Linked DNA regions of Homo sapiens: region 1 is linked to region 2. Evidence: read pairs that join two places in POLR2A ChIA-PET (ENCODE). Cell type or tissue: OCI-LY7. All regions are shown on one strand. Links, peaks and the distances in the headings refer to the core of each region. The heading gives the core; the rest is flanking DNA. Region 1 overlaps ARMH1 (armadillo like helical domain containing 1). Region 2 holds the start of DYNLT4 (dynein light chain Tctex-type 4).

Region 1 (15,362 bases), core at 2,601-10,600, 97 kb after region 2:
CATGTTGGCCAGGCTGGTCTCTAACTCCTGTCCTCAGGTGATCCACCCACCTTGGCCTCCCAAAGTGTTGGGATTACAGGCGTGAGCCACTGCACCTGGCCCCATGGCCAACTTTGAGAGTGCTTTGAAGCCAGGACCTTATACTTCTTGGCCACCCCAGAACTGGGCACCACTCTATGGATGCTCATATCATACAACCCAGGCACAACAGAAAGGGGAAGAGTGTGGTCCTTCTCACAGTGGGAGACACAGGGCACCTGGTGAGATGGTCAGAGATGTGGACTGCGTGGATTTACAGAGCACACAGAACAGGTCTCTGCTTCAGCTCCTGCAAACTTTACTTGTTTAACTCCAAACAGACATATGCTGCCTAAAAAGGAACACATGCTGGCGATTTCTAACTTTGTCAGAAAACTATCATTGATGATTTCCAAAAGAGCAGTGGTCTGGGAAGGCAGAGGGAGCAGCCACATCCTGTGTGCTGCAGGCTGCATGCTCAGCTCTCCTGGGTGCTGAAAACACCGGCGGAGGGATGGGGAGCTGACTTCTCCACTCCAGGGCTCAGAGTGCCCTTCGGCAGGAAGAAGAGAATGAGTTTTGGCTGGTGTGTCAATCTAAGGAAAGGCATGGAAAGGCTACTAGTAGAGAACCAGCCTGCCTCCTCGAAATTGCCCTTGTGCCAGATCCTGCTCTCCTCTGCCTCTTGCCCATCATCCTCAGGCTCCAGAGCCTTGAGGCACACTAGAGGGGGCCTGGTCCTGAAGCCCTATAAAAGCTAGTTTTGTCTCATCCTGGTTTTCCCAATCACAGAATTAAAAAATCACCTGGAGGTGGAAGATCTTCAAAGACATCCTGTGCTACCCCTTCCAGTACTTATTCACCCTTTGGGGGACAGACCTTGTGGGGCAGACCCTTTCCTCTGAGGACCTTCCTGATTTAGAAATAGTGGCTTCATTCAGAAATGCCTTTTTTTTTTTTTTTTTTTTTTCCGAGACAGTTTCACTCTTGTTGCCCAGGCTGGAGTACTATGGTGCGATCTTAGCTCACTGCAACCTCTGACTCATAGGTTCAAGTGATTCTCCTATCTCAGCCTCCCAAGTAGCTGGGATTACAGGCATGCACCACACTGGCCAGCTAATTTTTTGTATTTTCAGTAGAGACGGGTTTCTCCATGGTGGTCAGGCTGGTCTTGAACTCCCGACTTCAGGTGATCCGCCTGCCTCGGCCTCCCAAAGTGCTGGGATTACAAGCATGGGCCACCATGCCCGGCCCAGAAACGCTTCTTATGACCAACCAGCCACTGCTGCTGGGCTGCCTCTTTCTTCTAAGTCTTCTAAGGTAGCCCTCGCAATCCCATCTGCCCACCCTCTGCAGCCTCTGGTTGCCCAGATGTGGTCCTATTTTGGAATCAAAGGCCCAGCAACATTGTGGAGGGAAAGGGACCAGCCCCGGGAAGGGGCAAAGCACTTGAGCTTCCCTGGCTTCCCCCAAACACTCTCTGATCTGGACAAAATGGCAGACCGGACATCTCTGGCTGCTTGGCAGCCGTAGCCTGCACCGGCTGCTGCCTGAAACCCCAAAGTATTTCTCACTTGTTCTACCATTTGGTTTCTTCCCTCTTCTTGAATTGGTGCAGCTCATTTTTTTGGAGCCAAGTGGTCTGGCCCCTCATGCATCTGATGACACTTGGCTTTGTCGCCTGCAGCACGTCCCTCATTAGTAGCTGGGCTCTTCCCAGGCACAAGCTGGCAGTGCGTAATGCCAGGACATCCTGGGCAAATGTCTGCCTGTGCCCAAGAGCTCTTCCTGCAGCAAGACATGACTTGGTGGACACTCAGGGTAGAAACGAACAGGTGAAGATATTTTTATGAAAATTTCTTGACCACAAATAGCATTTTCTGCCCATGTAGAACCAAATACTCCAGGAGACAAATGTCTAGTTCTGACTATTCACTTTACCTAAATGCTTAATCTTTTGCTAATTATGTATTTGTAACACTTGGAGCTACTTAGAAAAATGAAGATTTATTCACTGAATCATTTCTGACTGAGTTTTAAAATTCACAGCTGTCACTGTTTATACCCAAAGTGAAAGTACTGGTCTCTGCCCAAATGTCTTCACAGGAACCACAGCCAGTTACAACTCTTTATATATCGTGCTAGTTACTAGGAAGGGCAATTCCTTCAGAAAGCAAAGGACAACAAAAGACTATCTTTGGCAGCTTTGCCTAAAGCCTGTGGTGCTGATAACACCCAAATGTCCTAAAGCTGAGCAATCACTGATTTATTCATTGATTCATTCATTTATTTAACAAAATTCTCATTGAGCATCTTGTCTGTGCCAGGCCTCTGGGCTAGGGCTATGAAGAGGACTAAGATCTAATCACTGGCCTTAGGGACATCACAGCTGAGTGGGGGATACCAATAGGGAAACTGGCATTTATGAGGCAGTGTTATCAGGGCCATGGGAACACAAAGGAAGCCAGGTTGGTTGATGGAGTGGAGATGATAGGGGATGGAGAATCAGGAGAAGGATTCCTTGGAGACGGTGATGCGTGAATTGGCAAAACCATAGGGAGAAGGGAGGGGCTGGAATGTAGAATGTGGCAAGTGCCATGTTGGATAGTGCCATGTCACATTTGTGGCCAGGCAAGGGAGATCTGGCTGGGAAACAGGGATGCTGGGTCATGCATCAGAGCTAAGCCTGTGGAGGCAGGCCAGCCCCAGCTTCTGCAGGGCTATGCATGTGCCAACAACCCGATACAGCAGGCATTTTTCTCATTTCATTTCAGAGAAAAGGAAGGCTCAAAAAAGTTGAGTAGCTCGCTCAGGATCAGATAGCTAATAAGAATAGTTCTGATTTCAGGCCGGGCGCGGTGGCTCACACCTGTAATCCCAGCACTTTGGGAGGTCAAGGCGGTTGGATCACGAGGTCAGGAGTTCACGACCAGCCTGGCCAAGATGGTGAAACCCCGTCTCTACTAAAACTACAAAAATTAGCTGGGCGCAGTGGCAGGTGCCTGTAATCTCAGCTACTTGGGAGGCTGAGGCAGGAGAATATCTTTTACCTGTGCAGCAGAGGTTGCAATGAGCCGAGATCGCGCCACTGCACTCCAGCCTAGGTTACAGAGTGAGACTCCGTCTCAAAAAAAAAAAAAAAAAGAAAAAAGAATAGTTCGGATTCCAAATCCCATATTCTTCACCACTAAGTCTACTGCCTCCACTCTGGTGGTGGACTAGGAAAATGAACTGTGTGTGGGCGCCATACTGGACAGATGAAGATTGGTGTAGAGGCCAGTGCAGGTGAGCAGTATGAAGACCTGAATTACAGCAGTGGAGACAGAATGGGGAAGAGGGAACGCATCTGCATATTGAAGAGTTAGAATTGACTGGTCTTGTTAGAAGTTGGTTGAAGGTGGGAAGCAAAAAGACAAGACAATTACCAATATTTCTAGCCTGGGCAGCTGGGTACTTTCCACTGAGATTGGGACCTTGGAGAAGAAAAGCTTTGGAACTGGAATATCAGAAGTCCACTGGTGACATCTGAGGGGAGGTGTTCAGAAGGCAAATGGACACACAGGTCTAGAGCTATAGAGAGGTCACTCCACTACTCTGTCCTCCATCCATAAAATGGGGAAAATAATAGTGCCCACCTCCTTGGCTTGCTGTGAGGGGTAAATGAGTAAAGATCAAGGGCAGTATCCAGCATAGAGTTAACACTCTATAAAGATTAGCGACTATTGTTTCTGTCATCAAGGTGGTAGGTGGTACATAAAGTCGTGGTAATTAAAGTTGTGGGAGCGGACGAGGTGCCATAGACAGCAAAGAAGGAGAAGAAGACCTGGAGTTGAATGCTGAAAAAAAAAAATTGACACCTAGGAGACTGGTAGAGGAATGGGAATGTATAAAAGACCGAGAAGCAGTTTCTAGAGCCATAGGAGGAAGCCAGGAGAGTATGGGTTTGGGAAGGAGGATGAGAGTATTCAAGGAGGAGGTATCATCAGGAGGGTTTGAATGTTTGAGAGTTCAGGCCCCATGAAGCTGAGAGGATGCTCTGTGGGGCCCATGCTCATGCATTTGACAAACAGGGATTGAGCACGTGCTAGGTGCAGTGCTGGTGCTGATGAAACAGCAGTAAATGAAACAGATGTGGCTGGGTGCAGTGGCTCACGCCTGTAATCCCAGCACTTTGGGAGGCTGAAGCGAGCAGATGATCACTTGAGGCCAGGAGTTGAAGACCAGCCTGGCCAACATTGTGAAACCCTGTCTTTACTAAAAATACAAAAATTAGCCAGGTGTGATGGTGGGCGCCTGTAATCCCAGCTACTCAGGAGGCTGAGGTAGGAAAATTGCTTGAACCCGGGAGGCAGAGGTTGCATTGAGCTGAGATTGTGCCACTGCACTCCAGCCTGGGTGACAGAGTGAGACTCCATCTCAAAAAAACAAAAAACAGATGTGAGGTCCTAGCCACTCACACTCCATGGAAACTCTTTAATGGTGCAGGAGACAAATTCATTGCTCCAATCCGAAGAGGAACTTTGGAATCCACAGCCTATCAGCATTAGAGGAAACCTCAGTGATCACTGGTCTGATCATCTCATTGAATAGACGAAGAAACCAAGAACAAATGACTTGCCCAGGAAACCACAATGAACAAGAGACAGGGCTGTAGCAGCAGGCTTAGTATTCCTTTGGCAGAAGGAGCCATAGAAATGGCATTGTACCTGGGAACTGTGGATATTCCATGCAGCCATTTCCAGGGTGCTAACAGCACTGATCATTTATAATTCTTTGATCCCAGAGCCTTGCAAAACCAGGGTTCCGGGTCTTTCTCTGCAGGTCCAGACAAGCCTGCCACCTACTGGACACATATGAGAAGTGCGCTTCCTTACCGAGGTTTGCTTCCTTTTCCAGCAGGGCACTAGCATGAACGTGTTTAGCATGTTGCACTGCTGTAAGAAACAGACCAGTCAGGCGTGGTGGCTCATGCCTGCAATCTCAACACTTTAAGAGGCTGAGGCGGGAGGATCGCTTGAGCCCAAGAGTTTGAGGCTGCAGTGAGCTGTCAAGCCACTCAACTCCAGCCTGGGAAACAGTAAAACTGTTTCCCCCCCAACAAAAAAAGAAAAAAGGCCGGGGACAGTCAAATCAGGTTGGGCAACATCGTGAGATCCCATCTCTAAAAAGAATTAAAAAAAAAATTAGCCAGGCATAGTGGCATGTGCCTGTAGTCCCAGCTACTTACTTGAGCCCAGGAGGTTGAGGCTGCAGTGAGCCGTGCATGCGCCACTGCACTCCAGCCTAGGTGACAGAACAAGGCCCTGCCTCAAGAAAAAAGGAAGAGACCAGTGTCAGCCATCTTCCTGACATTCTGTAATTAATTCTGTCTCTGATTTCTGTATACCCTGCTACCTTTTTTTTTTTTTTTGAGACGGAGTTTCACTCTTGTTGCCCAGGCCGGAGTGCAATGGCGTGATCTCAGCTCACCGCAACCTCCGCCTCCCGGGTTCAAGGGATTCTCCTGCCTCAGCCTCCCAAGTAGCTGGGATTACAGGCATGCACCACCACGCCCGGCTAATTTTGTATTTTTAGTAGAGAAGGGGTTTCTCCATGTTGGTCAGGGTGGTCTCGAACTTCCGACCTCAGGTGATCTGCCGGCCTCGGCCTCCCAAAGTGCTGAGATTACAGGCATGAGCCACCAGGCCTGGCCCCTGCTCCCTCTTTTTTTTTTTTTTCTTTTTTTTGAGACGGAGTCTCGCTCTGTCACCCAGGCTGGAGTGCAGTGGTGCAATCTCGGCTCACTGCAAGCTCCGCCTCCCAGGTTCACGCCATTCTACTGCCTCAGCCTCCCAAGTAGCTGGGACTACAAGCACCCGCCACCACGCCCGGCTAATTTTTTTTGTATTTTTAGTAGAGACAGGGTTTCATCGTGTTAGCCAGATGGTCTAGATCTCCTGACCTCGTGATCCGCCGGCCTCCCAAAGTGCTGGGTACATGCGTGAGCCACTGCGTCAGGCCCCCTGCTACCTCTCTAACTACATTCTGTTCAAAGCTCAATGTTGAAACAATAAAAATATATTTTATGCACACCTTTTGTTTTTAAAGCCAGGCAACAAAGTAACTAATGTATGTGCTATGGTGGTATTTTTATTGCTGGACAAAGAATTACTATGGTGTGTCTTCCACTGGTATCTGCTTTCACCCAGCCCAACCAGTCCGTGTACTGATGTTTTGAACTATCCCTGAGACTCGAGTCAAGCACCAGTGTCCTCAAAAAGGACGCAGTATAAGGCAAGGGCAGGATGCAGATGTTTTGAGGGGCAGGCAAATGGGGAAGTTAGAAATAAGATTTCCCCCCAAGATTTTCACTTAAATCCCCTGGAAGACTGTTTTATAGACTTTTATAAACGCTGAATAAAGTGTCACAGTTGAAGTGCTCATATACTTTTGGGGAAGTAATGCATCTTTTAAAAATAGCAGGTTTTTATGTGAAAGTCTCCCTCAGTGTCAGAGCCTTCTGACTGCTGTTCAATGAAGCTGTACAGGACAGGTGGCCTCTTATACAGCAGGAAAGGCTAAAATTACTGCCCATGTCAGCTGAGAAGTACAAAGCAGGGCCGGGTGCAGTGACTCATACCTGTAATCCCAGCACTTTGGGAGCCCGAGGCAGGTGGATCGCTTGAGCCCAGGAGTTGGAGACCAGCCTGGCCAACATGGTGAAACCCCATCCCCGCTAAAAATATGAAAATTAGCCAGGCATGGTGCTGCATGCTTGTGGTCCCAGCTACTCGGGAGGCTGAGGCACGAAAATTGCTTGAATCCAGGAGGTGTAGGTTGCAGTGAGCCAAGATCATGCCACTGCACTTCAGCCTGGGTGACAAAGCAAGACTGTCTCAAAAAAAAAAAAAAAAAAAAAGGCCGGGCGCAGTAGCTCTTGCCATTGCACTCCAGCCTGGGTGACAGAGCGAGACTCCGTCTTAAAAAAAAAAAAAGTGCAAAGCAAAGGCATAACGTTCTGTAAGGCAAAAACACTAGTTTTTAAATGAGACCCAGGTGGTGCAGTGGCTCACGCCTGTAATCCTAGCACTTTAGGAGGCTGAGGCGGGTATATCACCTGAGGTTAGGAGTTTGAGACCAGTCTGACCAACACGGTGAAACCCTGTCTCTACTGAAGTTATAAAAATTAGCTGGGCGTGGTGGCACATGCCTGTAATCCCAGCTTCTTGGGAGGCTGAGGCAGGAGAATCGCTTGAACCTCGGAGGCAGAGGTTCCAGTGAGCCAAGATCGCACCACTGCACTCCAGCCTGGGCAACAGAGCAAGACTCCATCTCAAAAAAAAAAAAAGAAAAAAGAAGAAATCCTGATGTATTTGCTTAACCCTGTGAGGGGTATGAAGCTAAGAAAACATAATTTTAAAAATATGGTTTACTGTAATCTTAACAATGTTGTCTGTCCTTTTTTTTTTTTTTTTTTTTTTGCGGTTCCCTGTAGCTGGGACCACAGGTGTGAGCCACCATGCCCAGCTAATTTTTGTAGTTTTAGTAGAGACAGAGTTTCATGGAGTTTCACTCTTGTTGCCCACTCTGGAGTGCTGTGGCACGATCTCGGCTCACTGCAACCTCTGCCTCCCAGGTTCAAGTGATTCTCCTACCTCAACCTCCCAAGTAGCTGGGATTACAGGCTCCTGCCACATATCCAGATAATTTTTGTATTTTTAGTAGAGAGAGGATTTCACCTTGTTGCCCAGGCTGGTCTCGAACTCCTGGCCTCAGGTGATCCGCCCGCCTTGGATTCCCAAAGTTCTGGGATTACAGGTGAGAGCCCCTGCGCCCAGCCAGGTCTCAAACTCTTGGCCTCAAGTGATCTGCCCGCCTCGGGCTCCCAAAGTGCTGGGATTAAAAGGGTGTCCTTGGGTTTTTATCTACTTCTCAAAGCTGGTAAAAACAAGGCAAGTCTTGTTCTAATACTGAAGAAAGAATAGTGTGGTGGTGAGGGGATGGGCGCAGGAGGCAGACTGACTGGGTTTGATCTACAGCTTTCTCATTTATCATTTTGAGACTGTGGACAGGTTATTTAATTGCTTTGTGCCTCAGTTTCCTCATCTGTAAACTGGGGATGAAAATAGTACCTACTTCACAGAGTTGTTCTGAGGAATAGATGAGATGGTAAAAGAGCTTAGAACAATGCTGGGCACACAGTCATTGTTGGTCACTAGTAGTAGTTATGAGTTAACATTACCATTAGTATCACTGTTGTAACAAAGCTCTGTGAGAACAAGGACTTGTTTCATTTGTCACTATACTCTCAGTGCCCACCCCAGTGCCATTCTTTTTGAATAAGTAAATGAATAAATGAGAAACTTAAATCATTGAAAATGAAAACAACAAAGGACATTATCAAGAAGGTGAAAAGAACCTACAGAATGGGAGAAACCATATATTTGATGAGCACAGAAACTAGAATATATGAAAAACTCTTACAACCCAACAACCAATTTTAAAATGGAAAAAGGACCTGAATAGACATTTCTCCAAAGAAGAAATACAAATGGACAACAAGTCTATGAAACACGTCTATGTTCAACATCCTTATTCATTAGGAAAATGCACTTCGCATCCACTAAGATGGCTATAATTAAAGAATCCCCAGAATAACAAGTTTGGTGAGGAAGTGGAGAAATTGGAATCCTCATATATTGCTGCTACTGGGAATGTAAAATGGTACAACTACTGTGGAAAACAGTTTAGTGGGTTCCTCAACGAGTTAAACAGAATTACCATATGATCCAGCAATTCCACTCCTAGGTAATATACCCCAAAGAACTGAAAACAGGTACTCAATTACATGTATGTGGATGTTCATAGAAGCACTGGTTCACAAGAGCCAAAGGCTGGAAATAGCCCGAATGTCTAATAATGAATGAATGGATAAACAAATTGTGGTAGATACATACAACGGAATATTATTCATCCACAAAAAGGAATGAAGTACTGATGCATGTTACAATGTGGGTGAACCTTGAAAATATTATGCTAAGTGGAAGAAGCCAGACATAAAAGTCATGTATTGTATAATTCCATTTATGTGAAATATATGGAATAGGTAAATCCATAGAGACAGAATGAAGATTGGGGCTTCCCAGGGACTGGAGGGAGTGGAAGGGGAATAGCTGCTCGCTGAATTCAGGGTTTCCTTTTGGGGGGATGAAAATGTTTTGGAACTAGATAGAGATGGTGGTTGTACAACACTGTGAATGTATACTAAATGCCACTGAATTGTTCACTTTAAAATGGTTAATTTTATGTTATGTGAATGTCATCTCAGTTAAAAAATGTGCTTTTATGAAGAAAGAAGTAAACCAAATCTGTGATTAATTTCTTTTCTTTTTTTTTTTTTTTTTTTTTGAGACGGAGTCTTGCTCTGTTGCCTAGGCTGGAGTGCAGTGGCATGATCTCGGCTCACTGCAAGCTCCACCTCCTGGGTTCACGCCATTCTCCTGCCTCAGCCTCCCGAGTAGCTGAGACTACAGGCGCCCACCACCACGCCCGGCTAATTTTTTGTATTTTTAGTAGAGACGGGGTTTCACCGTGTTAGCCAGGATGGTCTCGATCTCCTGACCTCGTGATCCACCTGCCTTGGCCTCCCAAAGTGCTGGGATTACAGGTGTGAGCCACCATGCCCGGCCAATCTGTGATTAATTTCTAGATCAATCATACCTCTTAGAATTAGGAACCTAAGTAACTTTACACAGCCAAGAACCGAAGGAAACTAACAATGAGGTTCTTGCGACCACCAGTCTCTCCAGGTTTCAGGGGGCCAGGGGAGGAGGTGTCACGCATTCAAAGCCTTGTCCATGTCTGTTCGGTTTGGTCAGTTAGGGCCACTGTTTCCCTGCACTAGCATCTCTAGAGGATTCCACTGTGTTAGTGCGAGAGTTCGCTCAGCTACAAGCCCCACTGTTGTACTTTGGGGCTGATGAACCATACTTTCAACTTCGCTATTAATATATGAAATGATCATTTGATTAGCAAGTCAAGTTAATTCCAGGTTCTAGGTCAAGTAGACAAAAATTGTATTCTACAAATGACCATTTTCCAAATTCATAAACAGTTCCATTTTACCATGGACTTGATTCTTATACGTATTTGTTAGCATATTTTCAGCAATTTTTTTTTTGAGATGGAGTCTCCCTCTATCACCCAGGCTGGAGTGCAGTGGCATGATCTGGGCTCACTGCAACCTCCGCCTCCTGGGTCAAGCAATTCTCCTGCCTCAGCCTCCCTGAGTAGCTGGGACTACAGGTGCGCGCCACCATGCTCAGATAATTTTTTTTTTTTTTTCTGAGATGGAGTCTCACTCTGTTGCCAGGCTGGAGTGCAATGGCATGATTTCAGCTCACTGCAACCTCCACCTCCTGGGTTCAAGCTATTCTCCTGCCTCAGCCTCCCGTGTAGGTGGGACTACAGGCGCATGCCACTACGCCCGGCTAATTTTTTGTATTTTTAGTAGAGATGGGGTTTCACCGTGTTAGCCAGGATGGTCTCGATCTCCTGACCTCGTGATCCGCCCCCCTTGGCCTCCCAAAGTGCTGGGATTAAAGGCGTGAGCCACCGCGCCTGCCTGAGATAGGGAAAACAAGGACAGGCTTTGGGAAGAAACTCAAGAATTCTGGCCATAAATTTAAGATGTCTGTTAGACATCCACATGGGAAACCACTTAGGGAAAAAGTATACAGAGATGAGAAGGAAGAGGGTGACCTAACAGTCTGGTAGAGAAACAGGAGAAACAAGCAAAGGAGACTAAGGCAAAACCAGACGGTGGGAGGAAAACTTCTATCACAGAAGCCAACAAAAGAAAGTGAGGGAGTGATCAACTGGGTCGAAAGCAGCTGGGAGGTCAAGTAGGAAGGAAATGGTAAAGAAATGAATAGCTGGGGGGCAACTTGGGGTCAAGGAGGGGTGTACATCCCTAAATGCTATAATTTTACCTTTTTGGTACATGTCTTTTAAGTCTCTTTTAATCCATAAATTCTCAAAGAGGGGCTCTTTTAACAATGGAAGATAGAGAGCATATTTGCACGTCAATGGAGATGGTCCAGCAGAGAAAAAGGGAGAGGTGAGCTACAGAAGGGAAGTCTTTGAGGGAATGTGCTTCAGAGAATAAGCAGAAGAGAGGGCCTGTGATAGGAACCAGGGACACTCTCATAATGGGAAGGAGAGCAGAGGACGTGGCTAACCTGACTCACTGGTCAGGCAGGTTGGTGGGGGAAGGTAGCGTTCTTCATAGAAAAGGAGGTGACACCACCAGCAGCTTCCTCCATCACTGACACCCACTGTAAGATAAACAATCGCCAGGCCCCCTAAGCCCCTCCGCCTCCTGTTGTCCTGAGGATGCCACTTTCCCTGTAGCTTTCTAAGGGAAGGATGCCAATAACCTCCCACTCTGCCCCACACACATGCCACATGGGAGTGGAGTGGGCACCCCTGACCCTTCTTCCAAGACATTCAGTTTTCCCCTTCTCAGTGCAAACAAGCAAACACAAAACCCCGGTGTCTGGTACAGTTCTTGGCACATCACAGATATTCAGTAAATATTTGTTTAAAGAAACAAACCAACCCTGCCCTTTTGAGATCAGTCCCTGTCACCTACTAAACTCTTCTCCCCGCAGTCACTCAGGCTCCTCTTGGACACAGGCTGCTTCTCCATGCTGACTGCTGCCAGCATCCTAGGGCCTCACTCTGGTTTTGCAATTTGGTATACTCAAACTCAAAGAAATTACTCTCTAATCCTCTCCGGTCACCCACTGTTTAGGACCACATGTAGGACCCGTAGGAACTTTCCTTCCCTCCCTCGGGCGGAGTTTCAGTGGAAACTGAAGGCGTGCGAATTTCTTCTCTCCCTTAACTTCCCGTCTACTCTGACCATGTGAAACAGTGCTCCCTAGTGGGAAATCATTGCATACGCATTCTCTACATTTGGAGTTATAGGAAGACTATTTTGAAGCGCCTGGTTAAAAAAATAATAATACATTCATTCAACAGACATTTTTTTTGTGCGCACCTGTTATGAGTCTGGTATATCTGAAATTACCTTGAGGCATGTAGTTTCATTGTTATCACATGATCCTATAACAAACCAAATGCAGTCACAGAGTCACGTTCCCACTGCCTCTTCCACGCTGTTAGTTGTTACTGAATAAATGCAGAAGGACTCTAACTTAGGCCGATATTGGAAGAAGCTGTGGCCAGTTACAACTCTGGAGGACTTCATCAGCATAAGAGGTTTTGTTTTGGTTGGGTGCAGTGGCTTGCGCTTGTGATCCCAGCACTTTGGAATGTGGAGGCAGGAGGATCACTTGAGCCCAGGAGTTTGAGGGCAGCCTGGGCAACATAGGGAGACCCCATCTTTACAAAGAATTAACTGGGCATGGTGAGCTGTGCCTGTAGTCCCAGCTACTTGGGAGGCTTAGGTGGGAGGATGACTTGAGCCTAGGAGGTCGAGGCTGGAGTGAGCCATGACTGTGCTACGGTGCTCCAGCCTGGGCAACAGGGTGAAACCCTGCCTCAAAAAAGAAATAAGATTTTTTTTTCACAGACTTCTACTGAGCACCCATTGTGTTCCAGGTCCTGAGTTGGAAAAAGATGAATCAGACCCAGTCCCTCCCTGGAGTTGCTCAGAGGTCTGGAGGAGAAAGGCATAGAGGTGAGTAATCACTAATGCAGTGCATATGTGCAGTACTCACTCACTCACTCACTCACTCACTCAGCAAACATGCAATGAGGACCTAACATGCTGGGGACTGTGCTGAGGATATAAGGATAAAAGCCATGATGGCTGAGCTGAAATTGCACACAGTCTATGTAAGGGGAAGGTACCATTTGAGAGAACAGTGCTCTGATGGAGGGGGGTTAAAGGAGGGGAGGTGGGGGCAGGGGTGGTTCAAAGGAAGAAGGGCTGACATTTGGGCAGGGGTTGAAGGCAGGGTCAGGGAAGGGCTTAGGGAGTCAATGCTTAAGCTGAGAAGTGATGGACGGATGAGGAGGAGTGGGCAAGTTTGCCACACAGAGGTGAGGTGGGGAGAGGAAGGTGTCAGTGCTACCCAATCTAGTCTTTGGGATTGTTTGATTAAGCTTCCTAACATGATTCTACTACCAGGTCATCCCCTTGCTCCAATGCCAGTGACAACCCTCTGGTGCAGGGTCTGACTATTACTTAGGTCCCTGTACCACTCTACCCCTTCACTGGCAACTCCTCTCCAGCCAGGACACTCTGCTCCAGCTGCTAACAGATTTTAGCATAGCATTATTTCTCAACATACAAGGCCCACATATGCACACAGACCTTGCAGGGGTCAAAAAATACAAAACCGACAATGTTGCTGAAGGAATAACATGCCTGACATTCAGTTTAAGCACTGCTGCTCAAAAATAACCTAGGTTGGAAGTGGCCTCCAGAGCTTTGTTGATCTTCCCCAGGATCTCACTTGCGTACGTGAACCTCAGTGCCTGGCTGCTCCTTATGCTCTCCTCCCCGGGCTTCCTGAACCTGGGGCTCAGCCTGTCATCCTGGACACAGGAGTCCCTATCCCTATACTGATGCCCAGACCATTCCTGCTTACTGGGGCTGTCTGTCCTGGTCTCCTGGGCCCTGCCTACTCTGACATCCATAAGCTGCTTCATTCTCCTCACCAGGCAGTCCCCTGTGCTGTCCATGCTCTCTTCCTGGGGCTATGTACCCAGCTGGGCCAGCACATTCTTATTTTGTCATTTGAACCACCCCAAATTCCTCCTAATTGGCCTCCAGCCTCAAGTGGTTCCCTGTGGCTCTGGCCCACCTGGCATAGCACCACCCAGGCCATCTTCGGAGGCACTGCACTTGCTCAGCCCTCACCTGTGCACAGCTCACTTTTCAGCGGCTCCATGCTGCATACTGGAGAGACTGCCACCTACCTACATGGCATTCAAGGTGCCCCTCCATTGCTCCTAGCCTACCTTTCCTAGACATAGACCTTTACCATCCCTTCTCTAAATGACCTACCCATTATTCCCAGGACACACCTTGTACTTCCCTGTCTGCCTTCCTTTCTACCATTCCCCTTTCCAGAACGAACTCCTCTCCTCCTTTCGACCTTCCCAAATCCTCCCTATTCTCCACGGCTCAGTTCAAACACCACCGTCTCGGTGAACCCTTCCTTAATCTCCTCCTGTTGAAAATAGAATCTCCTTCCTCTGAACCACTATAGGGAAAGGGAAGGAAATTATATCGTTTAAATATCTGCCATGCGCTATATGTTAAAAGCATAAACTTTAGAGTCAGGCAGATCTGGCTAGAATCCAATAGCTGTGTAACCTTGGGAAGCATACTTAATCTCTCTGTGCTTTATTGTTGTATCTTGAAAAACATAAAAATACGTATCTTTACCATTCATTCATGGAAACATTTGAATACCTAATATGTACCAGGGTTTGTACTCTTATGGTTATTTTGTTGTTATTGCTGTTGTTTTGTTGTTTTTTTTTTGAGACAGAATCTTGCTCTGTCACCCAGGCTGGAGTGCAGTGGCGAGATCTCGGCTCAATGCAACCTCCGCCTCCTAGGTTCAAGTGATTTTCATGCCTCAGCCACTCAAGTAGCTGGGATTATGGGCACATGCCACTACCCCTGGCTAATTTTTTTGTATTCTTAGTAGAGACGGGGTTTTGCTGTGTTGGCCGGGCTGGTCTCAAACTCCTGGCCTCAGGTGATCCGCCTGCCTCGGCCTCCCAAAATGGTGGAATTACAGGCGTGAGCCACCATGCCTGGCCTCTTATGGTTATTTTGAGAAGTAAATGAGGTGATGTATGGAAAGTGGCTGGCACATAGAAGTTCTCAATAAATAGGCCGGGTGCGGTGGCTCATGCCTGTAATCCCAGCACTTTGGGAGGCCGAGGCGGGTGGATCACGAGGTCAGGAGATCGAGACCATCCTGGCTAACGCAGCGAAACCTCGTCTCCACTAAAAAATATAAAAAATTAGCCGGGCATGGTGACAGGCGCCTGTAGTCCCAGCTACTTGGGAGGCTGAGGCAGGAGAATGGTGTGAACCCGGGAGGCAGAGCTTGCAGTGAGCTGAGATTGCGCCACTGCACTCCAGCCTGGATGACAGAGCGAGATTCCGTCTCAAAAAAAAAAAAAAAAAAGTTCTCAATAAATAAAAGCTCCTGGCCGGGTGCAGTGGCTCATGCCTGTAATCCCAGCACTTTGGGTGGCTGAGGTGAGAGGATCGCTTGAGGCCTGGAGTTCAAGACCAGCCTGGGCAACATAGTGAGACCTCGTTTCTGCAAAAAATTAAAAAGTTAGATGGATGTAGTAGTGCACACTTG
Region 2 (15,362 bases), core at 4,322-12,321:
AAGAGCATTTTGATAGAATGGTCTACCTCCTTCCTATTCCCTCTCCATAAGGGAGCTCACCTACTTCCATGGCTTTAAGTAAATGCCATCTGATAGCTAGTGACCCCCCAGTTTACAGCCATCAGCTAGTCCTGTTGACTCCCTTCCATCAGCTGGTCCTGTTGATACCTTCAAAGCGTACGCTTCATCCAACCACATTTTACCACCTCCACTGCTGCCATCCTGGTCCAAGATCTCTTGCTGGATAATTGCAATAGCCCCTAACTGTTCTCCCTAGACCACTCTTCTACCTCGCTCTTGCCCTTCTCAATTCCAGTCCTCCACATAACGGCCAAATTCTTTTTTTTTTTTTTCTGAGAGGGTCTTCCTGGAGTGCAGTGGCTGGAGTGCAGTGGCACAATCTCAGGCTGGAGTGCAGTGGCGCAATCTGAGTTCACTGCAACCTCCACCTCCCAGATCCAAGCAATTCTCCCACCTCAGCCTCCCAAGTAGCTGGGACTGCAGGCGCGTGCCACCACACTGGCTAATTTTTGTATTTTTTGTAGAGACGGGATTTCGCCATGTTGCCCGAACTGGTATCAAACTCCCAGATTCAAGTGATTCGCCCACCTCACCCTCCCAAAGTGCTGGGATTACAGGCAGGAACCACCATGCCCAGCCCAAATTATTCTTTTAAACTAAATCTGATCACACATCACTGTCCTGCACAAAACCCTCCAATGCCTTCCCCCATGACACATAGCTCCCTGCAGATCTCTTGTCAAATGTTATCTCATCAGAGGTCTACAATCAGTGCCCTGTACGAAATAGTCCCACTCCCACCACATAGCTATCTCTTCAACCTGTTTTGCTTTTCCTCATAGCACAAACTACTCCCTGAATAGAGCATACATTTCTTTACTTGTTTACTGCATGTTTCTCCTCTTAGAATGTTAGCTCCATGAGGCAAAGACTTGACTTGACTTGTTGTCTGATGTACTTATTCCATGACCGTAAATCAATGTCTAGTGTGTGAGCACTCAATGAATAGTTGTGGAACAAATGAATGAATATGTTTTCTAAACACATATACAGAATTTAATCTGTCCCACTACAATTCTAAGTATTTTATGAAATTATTTTCATCTTCCTAAAAACTCTACTAAATAGGTTCCATTATCTCCATTTTATAAATAAGGAAGCTGAGGCAAAGAAAGGTTAATCACAAAGAAAATATGTGGCGGAGCTGGGATTCAAATGCAAGCATTCTGGCTCCAGGAGACACGCTCTTAATCACTATGCTACCTTTTTTCTTTTAACAAGAGGAATCATGCTGTAATTGGTCTATTCTGTGCTTTTTTCACCAAAGATCATGGATTTTTTAAATATTACAGGAATATACCATAGTTAATATAACCAGTCCTCTGGTAATGGACGTATAGATGATTTTCAATTTCCACTATCCAATCAATGCTGCCATGTACTACTGAGTAAGCACATTTTCTGTCGAGAGATAATGCTAAATAACTATCTTTAATCCCTGTGCAATATATATACACACACATCTATGTGTATATATAATATACACACACATCTATGTGTATATATAATATACACACACATCTATGTGTATATATAATATACACACACATCTATGTGTATATATAATATACACACACATCTATGTGTATATATAATATACACACACATCTATGTGTATATATAATATACACACACATCTATGTGTATATATAATATACACACACATCTATGTGTATATATAATATACACACACATCTATGTGTATATATAATATACACACACATCTATGTGTATATATAATATACACACACATCTATGTGTATATATAATATACACACACATCTATGTGTATATATATACACACACATCTATGTGTATATATAATATATACACACATCTATGTGTATATATAATATACACACATCTATGTGTATATATAATATACTCACATCTATGTGTATATATAATATACACACACATCTATGTGTATATATAATATACACACACATCTATGTGTATATATAATATACACACACATCTATGTGTATATATAATATACACACACATCTATGTGTGTGTGTGTGTGTGTGTGTGTATATATATATATACATATATATATATATATTTTTTTTTTTTTTTTTGAGACAGAGTCTCACTCTGTTGCCTAGGCTGAGTGCAGTAGCACAATCTCAGCTCACTGCAACCTCCGCCTCCCAGATTCAAGCAATTCTCGTGCCTCAGCCTCCCAAGTAGCTGGGATTACGGGCATGTGCCACCACACCTGGCTAGTTTTTTGTATTTTAGAGACAGGGTTTTGCCATGTTGCCCAGGCTGATCCCGAACTCCTGAGCTCAGGCGAACCACCCACCTCGGCCTCGCAAAGTTCTAGGATTACAGGCGTGAGCCACGGTGCCTGGCCTCCTGTACAATATATTTTTGTATGAAGTCCCTGAGATAGAAATCTAACTTTATTTTCTTCTAAATAGTCAACTGTCTCTCATTTTAGATTGACAGTATCTTGCTTTGCAGCTCCTTTAAAACTCTTCATGGAATAAAGTGGCATTTAAATGAGGAAATAGGCTGGGTGTGGTGGTGCTTCATGCCTGTAATCCCAGCACTTTGGGAGGACGGAGTGGGACCATTGCTTGAGCCCAGGAGTTTGAGAACAGCCCGGGCAACGTAGGGAGACCTCATCTCTACAAAAAGAAAAAAAAAAGTTAGCCGAATGTGATGGAACATGCCTGTAGTCCCAGCTATTCAGCAGGCTGAAGTGGGAAGATCACTTGAGCCTGGGAGGCTGAGGCTGCAGTGAGCCGAGATTGCACCACTGCACTCCAGCCTGGGTGAGAATAAGGTTGTGTCATAAATAAATAAATAAAGTCATTTACTTAACATTTACATAGCACTGATTATCTGACAGAGACTGAGGAAGCAGAAACGAGTAAGACACCACTCCAGGCCCCAGGGATCTTTCTTGAGGGAGATTCACATCCTCGGGAAAACAAGATGTATAGTGAATGAAGGAGGTAGCAGAGGGGTCTGCAGTAACTGAGTAAGGTATGGAGCTAGAGGACTAATACCTCCAGGATAAATGAATTTATACAAAGATTGTATTTGAGAGAAGAGGTGAGGAACCACTCACTAGTAGTTTTGAGTGCCCTGAAAGTGAAATAGATTGAATTTTGTCCTGGAGGTCAATGGGATGTTCCAGGACTTAAGCCCCATAGGACTGACAATCAAAAACAGGTCTGGCTGCACTGTGGGAAATGGATTGAGGGGGCGCTGGAGTGAAGGCAGGAAGGCTGTGAGACGTGTCAGACAGGACAGGTTGAACCTGGGGCTGAGAGAACTGAACCAACTGGAAAGGTCTCTTAAGGTCTCTTACAAGGTAAAAAGAGACCTAAGGCAGGTGTGAAGAGCGATAAGGCAAGGATGAGATCCAGGTTTCTGGCGTGGGTGTCCACGGAAATGAGAAACACGATGGGGGCAGAGCTGGGGAAAAGCTGGGGAGATCAATTTCTCGCCGAGCCTGTGGTGTCTGAGGGGCATTCAGGGAGCGATCTCCAGGGGGGCAGGTCTGGAATGAAAGAAGGAGCTGAGGCCGGGCATGGTGGCGCACACCTGTAATCCCAGCACTTTGGGAGGCCGAGGCTGGCGGATCACATGAAGTCAGGAGTTCGAGACCAACCTGGCCAACATGGTGAAACCCCCGTCTCTACTAAAAATACAACAATTAGCCGGGCGTTGTGGTGCATGTCTGTAATCCCAGCTACTCAGGAGGCTGAGGCACGAGAATCGCTTGAACCCGGGAGGCGGAGTTTGAAGTGAGCCGAAATCGCACCACTACACTCCAGCCTCGACGACAGAGCAAGACTCTGTCTCAAAAAAAAAAAAAAAAAGGCCGAGGCGGGCGGATCACAAGGTCAGGAGATCGAGACCATCCTGGCTAATACGGTGAAACTCCGTCTCTACTAAAAATTCAAAAAAATTAGCCGGGCGTGGTGATGGGCGCCTGTAGTACCAGCTACTCCGGAGGCTGAGGCAGGAGAACGGCGTGAACCCGGGAGGCGGAGCTTGCAGTGAGCCGAGATGGCACCACTGCCCTCCGGCCTGGGCGAGAGTGCGAGACTCCGTCTCAAAAAAAAGAGAGAGGAGAGAAAGAAAGAAAGAAAGAAAGAGATAGAGAAAGAGAAAGAAAGAAGGAAGGAAGGAAGGAAGGAAGGAAAGAGAAAGAAAGAAAAAGAAAGAAAGAAAGAAAGAAAGAAAGAAAGAAAGAAAGAAAGAAAGAAAGAAAGAAAGAAAGAGAAAGAAAAAGAAAAGAAAGAGGGAGCTGAGCTGAACAGATAGATATGTGGGAGTCATCAGAATAGACTAGTAGACGACAATGCCCAGGGGCAGGGCGTAGAGTCAGGGTGTGGAACGAAGGAAATCCTCGTTTTCGAGTTTCACCCCCTCAGGGAGGCCCAGCCCAAGCCCTGCCCGGCCCGACCCCACCTCGCCCACACGGGCTTGATCCCGCACAAGGGGCTGCGCGTGGCAGACAACGGTTCTTCCGGCGCCCGGCTCACTGGGCACGCTGGGAACGGAAGCCCGCTCCGAACGCCGAGCACTTCGGGAGCTGTAGTTTGGGGCAGGCTCAGCTGGGCGGGTCGAGGGCTCCCTGCGAGTCCCGGCGTTGGATCATTTGAAGGACAGGTCCAGAAAGCGGTGATGCTCCCGGGGCAGGGTGCCTCTCCGGCGGCGACACGGGGCGCCCCGGGCCTCATCCCCTCTCCGCAGGGCATGGCATTTCCACGCCTCCACAATCTGCTCCACCTGCAGAGCAAGGCCAGTTAGTGCGCAGTCCCGCGGTGGCCCCTCGCCCCGAGGACCGTGGGCCGGGCTGCTCCTGCCCCCTCCCAGCGCCCTGTACCCCCTGCTGAGTGGAGCTGGGCCGGTTCCCCGCGTCCCCACCGGGATGAGTGGTTCCTGCCGGTTCTGCTCTTCCAGGGCGCTCAGCTCCGCCGGGGCCAGCAAGGCTAGTCTCAGCTCTTTCACCACCGGGGCCGCCACCTCAGCCACCGGCCGCTCCAGCACCGCCTGCAAACGCCAGCCCTGAGTCGGGCACCTGTCCTGCCGCCCGCTCACCAGTCTCGTGGCCAGCACCTCCTTCCGTGCCCTTGCGCTCCCCCAGCCCCACTCACCGCGCCCACGCGCGCCCAGCTTCGGGCCGCGCGGACCAGTTCAGCCTCGTCCACGCAGAGCTTGTCGCTGCGGAGCAGGGGCAGCAGCGCGGCCGCCGACAGCTCCAGGAAGCCTCGGGTCCGGAGGGCCTCCTGCGAGCCGGCAAATGGGTCAGGGAGGAGCAGAATGCGGTGCGTAGGGTGAGGAGTATGAAGGGAGCAGTACCTGGCTGTGGGCCTCTATGAAAGCCACGCAGCGCTCCTGCAGCTGCCCCAGGCCAAAGGTTACGGCCACCTGCGAGCAGAATGAGGGAGATCAGGTTGGAGACTGGAGAGGCCGTAGCCCAGCCTGCTCACTGGGACCCACCACTGCAAGCCTGACCCTAGCCCTAGCTGGGGAGGCTGACAGGGCCCTCAGCCCTCCAGGAAACTAGACCCAATGAAAGCCTGCTACACACACACACACACACACACACACACACACACACACACACACACACACACGTGGACTCACTCTACAACCTGCTCTTCCCTACAGGAGACCACGCCATGGCCTTCAAACCCCACCTGGGACCTAGGCTTGATTTTTTTTGAGGCAGAGTCTCACTCTGTTGCCCAGGCTGGAGTGTGCAGTGGCGCAATCTCGGCTCACTGCAACCTCTGCCTCCCGGGTTCAAGCGATTCTCCTGCCTCAGCCTCCAGAGTAGCTGGGAGCATGCCACCACACCAGGCTAATTTTCTGTATTTTTAATAGAGACAGGGTTTCACCGTGTTAGCCAGGATGGTCTCGATCTCCTGACCTCTTGATCCGCCCGCCTCGGCCTCCAAAAGTGCTGAAATTACAGGTGTGAGCCGTTGTGCCTGACCCAGCTTGACTTCTAAAGTCTACAGCCACCCTTTCCCTACCCCAAGTCAAGCTGAGAACCATTCCCCAGCCCTGACAGACAGAAGACCAGCAAAGACCTCCAGCCCCTTCAACACCTGCTCCTGCACCTGACCCTGCTGATACACCCAGGATCCCACAGATCTAGGCACAGAATTCATCCTATAAACATCCTTGGAGCACCCCCACCACCACCATGTACCCAAGTTATTTCCAGGCCAGACACAGCAGGCCCAGGCTCCCAGGTGCTGGGAGCCCATTTCCACACACAGAGCCAGACTCCTACCATGCCTGTCCAGCAGCACCCACCTGCAGGGCCTCACAAACCAAGTCCACATCCAGCACCTTCACCACAAACTGCAGGCACAGCTGGGAACAGAAATGAATGTGGGTTGGGTGGCGGTGTCCCTGCTCCAAGACACTAGTTCCACCCCAGAAGCAGTGAGCAGGCTTGGAGCGGTGAGTCACCCAGCAGCCCCAGACCCATCCTGACCCAGGCCAGGGGAGGCAGGGAATTGCTAGAGCCTGAGACAGCAGGCTTACAGGAACTGGAGACTAGCAAAACCAAGCCCAGCCACCCACCTTCTAGTACATTCGCCACTAATCAAAACCAGATAAAGGCCATGCAAAATTCTCCCCTTCTTTCAGGATGCTTATCTTCCTCCACTTGTTCCCTTCCTGACTCAAGGATACTTCTATTTTTAGCAGAAACTTGAATTTCATCCGTGACATCTCTCATCTCTTGACTGCTGCACTAGCCTCCTGACTGGACTAGCGAGTCCTCTCCACCTCTTCCAATCCCTTCTCCCCTGAGTTTCCAATTCTTCACTCCCTTATCGGAAACCTTCAGTGAATCTCCACTGCCCTCTGCTTAAAAGAAGTCCAAAAGCTTGAGGGCCCTACATGAACCAGGCCCTGGCGTCCTCTGCAGTCTCGTCTTGCCCTCTCCTCACAGTTCAGACACACCAAATGTCTCACTAGCTCCTTTGGTGCCTCTGTGACTAGAATACCATCTTCCCACTTCCCCTAGGAACAAAATCCTATTTGTTCTACCAGATCGAACACAAATGTTTCCTCCTCTGGGAAGTCTTCTCCTCTCCCTAGTGGCGGGACTGGAGAGTCCCCCCATACAGTCTCGGCACCATTCACGCTTCTCTATCACACTTTCTTTTTTTTTTTTTTTTTTTGAGGGCAAGTCTTGCTCTGTCACCCAGGCTGGAATGCAGTGGCACGATTTCAGCTCACTGCAACCTCTGCCTCCCAGGTTCAAGCGATTCTTGTGCCTCAGCCTCTCAAGTAGCTGCAATTAACAGGTGTGTGCCACCATGCCTGGCTAATTTTTGTGCTTTTAGTAGAGATGGGGTGTCACCATGTTGCCCAGGCTGGTCTGGAACTTCTGGGCTCAAGTGATCCACCTGCTTCAGCTTCCCAAAGTGCTGGGATTACAGGCGTGAGCCACTGCGCCCGGCCTCTATCACACTTCTTATGCCACCCAGGTAAGCATTTTCATGTGTCTGTCTCCTCTCCCTCTCTGGAGAACACGGATCAAGGCTGATATCTTTGTATCTACAGCACCAGCCATAATCACCCCCTCTTCCCACAGCACACACAGGGCAGGCATGCATGGATCCTTTTGCACACAGGCACACATACATGCCCTACTTACTTGGGAGAGATATACATACTTCTCTCTGTGTGGGCACACGTTCCTCTCCAGGCCAGAGTGTGTGTGAGGCAGGGCGGGAAGTGAGCCCGTGAGAAGCAAGGGAAATGAGACAGGGACCTGGCACAAAAACCCACCTCTCTCAGTTCCTCCAGCCCATACTCCACAGCCGCTGTCAGCACTTCCAGCACCTGTAGAGTGGGTGGTTGGGGGAGTGGAAGGGAGTTTCCCCTGCCCTGTGCCCACAGTGTAATGGGCAAACTCCTGCCTCTGGCACCCCCCACCTCTCCCACCCAGGCCCCTGGTCAGCAGGCTCACAGAGTGGCGGTACAGCTTGACACTGTTGGTATATAGGAACTCCAGCACTGCCAGGAAGGCCTCAGTTGGCACAGTGCTTAGCACCACAGGACTGGGCACCCCGGGGCCTGGCTCTGTGCCCAGAAGTCGCTGGAAGAAGTTGCATCTACAGGCCAACAAGCACCGATGGGCAAATACCTCCTGCCGTTCTTGACCAACCACGAAGCAAACATCACTGTGGGAGACAGGCAGAGAGGCAGCGGGGAGGAGGCCAGCACCCGGAGTGCAACTTGGGCTGTGCCTTTGCCCACTCTGGGTCTTAGTTTCCTAACCAGAATGTAAGAGACAGGGCTTCGTCCCTCCAGCAGAAGGTCTGGGACCCAAAGCCCTGAGTTCTAGTCCCAGCTCCACCTAATGGGTACCATAGGCAAGTGACTTCCTATCTTTGAATCTCAGGTTTCTCACCCATGAAATGGGACAATAATCCTAAACCTCAGGTCTCAGAGGAGATGACTATGCTTGATTACTGAGGGGCATCTGGGCTAATAGAAGCAAGGTTGATCCCACCTTCCCCTCTCCTCCCCAGCCTGAGTCTTGGGGGCAGGGAAGCTTCTTTTGGCTCCTCCTCCACCAGCTGCAAACTCAGCTTTTTTTCAGCCCTCCTCCAGACAGGAGGGTGTGGGGGTGTGGGGCACAGAGTGCACAACGACTGCAAACAGACACAGCAGTGATGCACCATCATGAGCCAGACCACAGTTTCCATCTTCATGATCACTTCCGGCCCCAGCTCTGGGCCTCTGAACAAGGCAGGGGATAGGAGGCAGATGAGGCTGGAGCCTCCTAGAGCCTCTTAGTCCCAGGTCCAAAGCCTGGGGGGTTCACATTACCCAGACCAGACTGTGACCCCAAAGAAGCAGGGTGATGGAAGTCACCACCCTTTGGGGAAGAGCTCAGATCTGAGACCATGAGGACAGAGAACTTCATTCTAGCTCTCCTGAGCAGCCCGGCCTCCTGTAAACTCTACCCCTGGTTTCAGACACCACTGGCATCCCGGCCAGCAGGGAGCAGCCAGCACCCCCGAGGCTTCCTGTCAGGGACTATGGCTCAATCTCTGGAGCTTTGTTCTTCTTGTGAAGCCTCAGTTCCCAGAACAGGTCATCTGTTCCTCTTCTTCTAGCAGTGAGGCCTCAATACCAAGCTGAGTGAGTGGAGGGAGGAGGGGAATCATGACCCACCATCTCTAAGGATCCCAGGGGCTGAGAATCATTTTCTTCTGCCAGGGGCCAAAGTCCAAAGAAGGAAGGGCTTTGCCTGAGCTCACACAGCAGCTCCACCCCGCCAGCCTTGCCTCTGGCCCTCAGGGTCTCACAGACACTGAGTGACCAGTAGCCATGTTCCACATTTGACCTCCCCATAGCCTAAGTTCACCAGGGAGGATGGCCAAGTTCTAATTCCCAGCCTCTTCTCACCAGGGCCTCCTTAGAGTCCTGGGGCCCACAGAGCCAGCTAAGAAAAACCCGCAGGCAGGGCCCACCCCTCACCTGTATCGCGGGTTGTTGACAAGGCTTCGGAGTGCTGCGGAAAAAGGTTCAGCTTTCCCATGCACGACCAGTCCCAAGGGCTCCATGAGTGAGAAGGGGTTGGGGTGGAGGAGGGAGCCTGGGAGGCCTGGCCAGGCCCTAGAGCTGGTGAGGTTAGCAAGGCCTGAGAGGGAGAAGCAGGGACTTGGGAGGCCTGTTTGCTGAGAAGCTGAAGTTTAGGAGTGGAGCAGGAGAGGCCCAAGCTCCTGAAGGCATCAGAGGCCAGAGGCTCGGGGACAGGAACAGACACAGGGAGGGGGCCAGGAGAAGCTGAGGCTGGAGTGGCCTATGGTCCTGGGAAGAAGCTGGCTGGCTGGCGGCGGCGGCGGCGGCGAAAGAGGCCCTGGCTGGGAGTCTGCCCAGGCAGCCGACGGGGTGGGAAGCCTGTGGGTTTCCATGGAAACTGGAGCTGGCCTGAGAAGAGACTCCACCCATCTCCCGGGCAGGCCCAGGGAAAACTTCAGCCCTTAGAGGGGCATTAAGCGCCATACGAGGGTCTTAGCCCCCGAAGCTGAGCCTGCCCTAGGTTCAGAGTTCAAACTCCTTGCCCTCCTAACCCTTCCCTCCTCCACAGGCACACAGGGTCAGGATCCGGTTAGCCAGGCCGGGGAAACCCCCACTCAACAGGGAAAATCCTCGCCCCCATAGATGGGTCAGGGCCCCGACCTGGCTTGTTTGGGAGGGGACAGTCCCATCCCTGCCAGAGGAGGAGTCACATGAGTTGTCAGCCCTGGCAGAGGTGTCACAGCCTCTGCCATCTCTGAAATGTAACTTTGGGGAAACCTAGGTACTAGAGGTGTAGCCAGCTAGGGACAAGCCCCAGGACACTTGGGTCAGCAAAGGTCACGAGGCTGGACTCGGGGTTCACTGCCGAGTCACTGCCACTTTATAAGGCCTGGTGCCTACCAGCTGAGCCAGTGGGCCTCCCCTCCCCCGCACATAGCCCTGAACTGAGGAAGTCATCCAAGCCCCACCCTAACTCTGCGCCGGGAGCGGAAATGTTTGTCCTTGTCGAGGCCGATGGGGAGACAACAGAGCCATGACGTGTTCCTTCCTGTGGGCCCAGACTCTGGATTCCTGAGCCACCACCCCCGCAGCCTCAAGATCTCCCCCTAACCTAGGCCTCTGTGACTTGTTCACGAATGGCCAGTCATCTGGCCATTCCACAAGGGGAGAAAATGGGCCCTGGCTCAAGAGTCCTGGGGTAGGACAAAGCCTTTCTGACCACAGCCTTGCTCTACATCTGCCCCTCTGTTGCCTGCGCTTAGGAAGTTTGCCTCTAAGCTGCAAGACCCTGTCGGCCGCTCTCCCTGATGACTCAGGGGCACCCCATGCTCAGCACATGCTCACAGCAACAATGCTCTCAGGTTAAGCCAGAGCCAGACTGGAGGGAGGGATCCTGGGAGGGAGGAGTGTTTGCTCTAGCAACCCATGGCAACTCCACAACACAGGTCTTTCCCCTCCCACTTGCCCTTCAGGCCAGCGGGGCCAGGGCTGTGCAGCCAGGACAGAACTCAGAAGCCAAAGCCTGCGGGTGACTCAGGTGCCTGAGGGAGTTTCGGGAGCAGAGGGCAGCCATCTCAGAACTGATTCTGGAGGAAGTGGGATCAGAGGCCAAAGGCAGAAGGTGGAAGGGGGCTTCATGAGTCATCTGCCCTCAGCCTGGGCCAGGTGTAGGGGAGATCTTTGTGCCAGCCACCCTAGAGTAGATCTGGGTGGAAGATGACTGGATTCAACACCCCCAGGGCTGGAAGGATCTGTGGGGTTGAAGGAGCTGAGTCTGTCAGTCCTTCCTGGTTAGGGGTTGGAGGCTCTGCCTCCACAGTCCAGGCTGAGGCAGAGGCCTGCCTCTCCTTCCAGAGAAGTCGGGTGGAAGGGAGAAATGGCAGTCTCTAAGACTCCGAGCGTACCTGGCTAACTTCCATAGTGCCCAGAGAAGGAGCTCAGTCGGCAAGGACTAGCCGAGGATCCCAGTCCTAGCAGCCTCCTGTCCCCTGCTCATGTGTCTAACAGCCTTTAACCTTCTCAGCACCTAGGAACCCAGGCAGCCTGGGACTATCTGATCCACTTGTTCTAAAACACAGGTAAGAAGGGGGTAGAAGGTAAAAACCCTTGACATCACTGAGCAAGAGGCTGGGGTGGGTAGACAGATGCCTGGTGAAGGCCACCCTGAGTGTGGTTCCTCCAGCCAGCAGGTCCATGGCCAGCAGGCCTCTGCCCCCGGGACGCCAGGAGGAGGAGAATGCCAAAGACTCCGGGCGGAAACCCTCACCGGTGCGGCCCCGAGGCTGCCTGCCCAGCATTGATGAGGCCCGACCGGCAGGTCCAGGTCCAGCCCCGGCCTCGCGCCGGGGCTCCATGCTGGGCCTGGCCGCGTCCTTCTCCCGCCGCAACTCGCTGGTCGGGCCAGGCGCGGGTCCTGGGGGTCAGCGGCCATCCCTGGGCCCGGTGCCCCCTCTGGGCTCAAGGGTCAGCTTCTCAGGGTTGCCCCTGGCGCCCGCCCGTTGGGTGGCGCCCTCCTACCGCACGGAGCCAGTGCCCGGGGAGCGCTGGGAGGCTGCGCGTGCACAGCGTGCCCTGGAGGCGGCGCTGGCCGCAGGGCTGCACGACGCGTGCTACTCCAGCGACGAGGCCGCGCGGCTGGTGCGGGAGCTCTGCGAGCAGGTGCACGTTCGCCTGCGCGAGCTCAGCCCGCCACGCTACAAGCTGGTATGCAGTGTGGTGCTGGGGCCGCGCGCGGGCCAGGGCGTTCACGTGGTCAGCCGTGCGCTCTGGGACGTGGCGCGCGATGGGCTGGCCTCGGTCTCCTACACCAACACCTCGCTCTTCGCGGTGGCCACGGTCCACGGGCTCTACTGCGAGTGAGGGGGAGTCCAATTCTGCAAAATTGTTTATTATCCTAGGAGGAGGCCCCCCTGGGGCTCACATCCCAATAAATAAGTGTCTGACAATAAATAAAAGTGGTCCATAAATAACGCCCCCTAGCTGGGAGCTAAGGCTCAGGCTTATCTTGGAGATGGGGTAGGAGCCAGCGAAGACAAGCCGCCCCCAACTCCAGTAAAGCTGGTCCCTGATTCCCTGGGGGATTCGGCCCAAAGCCCCCAGTGAGGCACCAAAGGAAGGGGGAAGGCCACAAAGGCAAGGGCCAGAGCCTGACAGGCACAGGCCTCAGGCCTCAGGGCTTGGGTCCTAGGCTGGGCTGCGGTCCCGGAGCAGGCGCAGAGCATAGCGGAGTCGCTGCCGCAGGTCTGGAGAGCAGCCCAGCTGCCGAAGGTGGGAAGCGAGGTAAGTACAAGCACTACGATTTCGGGCCACAAAAGTCACAAGGAGGGGCTCCCAGCCACTGAGAATCAGCTTGGTGTGGTCCCCGTAGAAGTTCACCTGCACACAGAGCATGACAGTGGTCAGGACCTAGGCTCCGGGCCCAGCTTCCTCCCCAGCACCCTGGGCCTCCCAGACCTTCCCGCAACTCCTGGATAGGCTCTTACCTGGACAGTGCCATCACTAAACAGCATGAGGAGAGCCTGATCCGTCTTGACCCACTGCAGCAGCAAGGGCGGAGCAGGTACCTCTACCTCTTCCACACTGGGCAGATCTCCACCCTGGGAGCAGGATCAGGGCAGGTCACTGATCCAGCGTGAGACAGCCCCCTCCCCATTAGTGTATGCCTTATCCTCTAGCTTTCAGCAACCCCAACCACCACCAAGGGGGAATCAGAGGGATCAGGATGGGTTAGTTTTCTTTTCTTTATTTTTTTTTTTTGAGATGGAGTCTCGCTCTGTTGCCCAGGCTGGAGTGCAATGGTGCGCCATCTCTGCTCACTGCAAGCTCCGCCTCCTGGGTTCGCCCATTCTCCTGCCTCAGCCTCCCGAGTAGCTGGGACTACAGGCGCCCGCCACCACGCCCGGCTAATTTGTTGTATTTTTAGTAGAGACGGGGTTTCACCTTGTTAGCCAGGATGGTCTCGATCTCCTGACCTCATAATCCACCCGCCTCGGCCTCCCAAAGTGCTGGGATTACAGGCGTGAGCCACCGCACCCGGCCAGGATGGGTTAGGTTTCAATGTACCACAGCCCCAGCCCTCACACCTTCATGAGGTGCTGCTCCATGTAGGAGGCGAAGTACCGCAGGATACCCAGCTGAGGCTGCAGGGCCCGGGGCACAGCACCCACGGAGAAGGAGAAGTGCTTTGTGCTGGTGGGATTGTAGTGCACAGTCCTAGAATGGGGAGGCAGAGGTCAGAGGGAGCCCTGCACCAATGCCCCTCCTCTGAGAAACCCAGACCCCTGAGCCCAGGAGCACTCACGAGGGTGCGGCCCTGCTGGATTAGTGGCCTGAATACAAGGCACCCCATAACAGCACTTACTTTCTGTTGGCCGACAGGGCCATATGTGTGCCATCGTTGAAGAGCACAGCCACACGGCGGCTGGACAGTTGATACCCAAAGCCGAACTTATTGGAGTAGTCAACCCACTTGCTGACCCACACCAGAGGCTCTGGCTGGGCCAGGGGGGCCGGGTTCTGTTCCGCTGTCATGGGAGAGGAGGGAGTCAGCACCTGCTCCTGGCCTCCCAGCCACAGAACTCCCACCACAGCAGCATGTACCAGACCCCACCCTTACCTGGGGGCATGAAGGCTATACAATTTCTCAGAGCACAAAGGGCTGACTCCACTACTGTGGCCACAGTCAGACCTTCTTCAAATCCTGAAGGAGACAGGGCACTGAGATTTAGGAATTAGCACCCCAGGACCCAGGCCAGGCCCCTCTGCCCACTCCTTCCCTCTCGCCCCTGATCTCAGCTCCAGCAACCTCTATCACCTCTCATCCTCCCTGGCTCCTCACCATCTCCACTGCTTGCCAGTGTCCCACGGGGTGAGCTGTCTTCAGGTGCTGTCTCTACCAGGCTGACAGGGGCTGGGCCAGAAGCTGCTGGAGCCTGGAGGGTTGGGCAGGGAAAGGGAGTGACACAGGCCCCAAAATCCAAACCCTTGAGTCCATGGCCTGGCCCTGCCCTGGCTCCCAGGGCACCCCAGGTCAGCCCCGCCAGGCTGGTGACACACAGCCAATTAGGCCACCACGAGGCTGGATGCTTCAGCAGCCTCTTTTATCCCCGGCTTCCCTCAGCTGCTAGGGTGGGGGTGAGTCAGGGGAACAGTGTCCACCTGAGCGCCTCACCTCTGGCCTGGCATCCTGATGGCCAACGGATGTGCGCATGAGGCCGCTCACCAAACCGGAGACCTCATCCCTCTCCTGGGCATGATTCTTACCTGGGGGTGAAAGGTGATACCGTCCTCAGTATCCTGCCCAGCCCCTCCACTTCCGACAGGGATGACACAGAGATTGGCCTCCCCAAGTGCCTGTACTGCACATGCTCTCCCCAGGAGTTTCCAGGCACCCACACTCACACACCCAAGACAAATGTGACAAGCCGCTCTACTGCTCTGCCCCCTCAACCCACTGACACCCCAGACTCACTCTTCTTCTTTCTGCCAAAGAGGCTCTTGGTAACTTTGGCAAACAGACTCCTAGCTGGGTTGGGGGGTGTCAGGTCTGGGACTGTCACGCAGCTGCTGATAGGGAGTCGATCGGGGGTGTAGCCCTAGGGAGGGGAACCATGTGAACAGAGAAGAGAGGCTCCAGGGGTCCTGTCACCTGCCCCCTTTCAATCCCTGGGAATACACAGATGGACTTAGAGGTCTGGGGAGCCACAGACCTTGGTAAAGAAGTCATGGCGCAGGATCTGGTCAATAGAGGG

The links. ChIA-PET counts read pairs that join two places held together with the same protein. Peaks named below come from ENCODE experiments on the same cell type or tissue, not always from the same donor. Only the 100,000 strongest peaks of a DNase experiment are listed, where the experiment ranks them.
Region 1: POLR2A ChIA-PET joins it to region 2 with 11 read pairs; 33 of 35 experiments call an interaction of 5 or more read pairs at or near these places.

What each region holds. Positions count from the first base shown.
Region 1 is chr1:44,704,652-44,720,013 of GRCh38, reverse strand. All of the region lies in intron 6 of ARMH1 (armadillo like helical domain containing 1), which reads right to left. It overlaps LOC105378690 (a long non-coding RNA gene), which reads left to right. Exons shown (of 5, transcript XR_007066059.1): 3 at 12,625-12,703. Among named protein-coding and RNA genes, the nearest start is that of RNU5F-1, 9.6 kb to the left of the region's middle. RefSeq lists a silencer at 6,877-6,936. In OCI-LY7, for the core only: a CTCF peak has its summit at 4,861 (motif pointing left); DNase peaks (open chromatin) are centred at 4,873, 5,293, 6,543, 7,033 and 1 weaker place; H3K4me3 peaks cover 2,719 bases; H3K27ac peaks cover 5,048 bases.
Region 2 is chr1:44,803,112-44,818,473 of GRCh38, reverse strand. It overlaps DYNLT4 (dynein light chain Tctex-type 4), which reads left to right and starts at 11,123. Exons shown (of 3, transcript NM_001377534.1): 1 at 11,123-11,149; 2 at 11,636-11,690; 3 at 11,795-12,581. The coding sequence starts at 11,806. The coding sequence ends at 12,471. BTBD19 (BTB domain containing 19) reads right to left here and starts at 9,951. Exons shown (of 8, transcript NM_001136537.3): 1 at 9,568-9,951; 2 at 8,048-8,261; 3 at 7,867-7,920; 4 at 6,376-6,435; 5 at 5,410-5,478; 6 at 5,205-5,336; 7 at 4,975-5,100; 8 at 2,889-4,836. The coding sequence starts at 9,653. The coding sequence ends at 4,702. PLK3 (polo like kinase 3) reads right to left here. Exons shown (of 15, transcript NM_004073.4): 7 at 15,321-15,362; 8 at 15,083-15,206; 9 at 14,783-14,874; 10 at 14,450-14,543; 11 at 14,228-14,311; 12 at 13,973-14,135; 13 at 13,695-13,824; 14 at 13,095-13,208; 15 at 12,484-12,987. The coding sequence ends at 12,796. RefSeq lists a silencer at 4,486-4,555 and enhancers at 8,197-8,286, 8,797-9,406, 9,687-10,056, 9,253-10,102, 10,437-10,686 and 3 more. In OCI-LY7, for the core only: no CTCF peak of the experiment used is centred there; DNase peaks (open chromatin) are centred at 4,603, 8,753, 9,103, 10,593 and 1 weaker place; H3K4me3 peaks cover 2,337 bases; H3K27ac peaks cover 4,462 bases.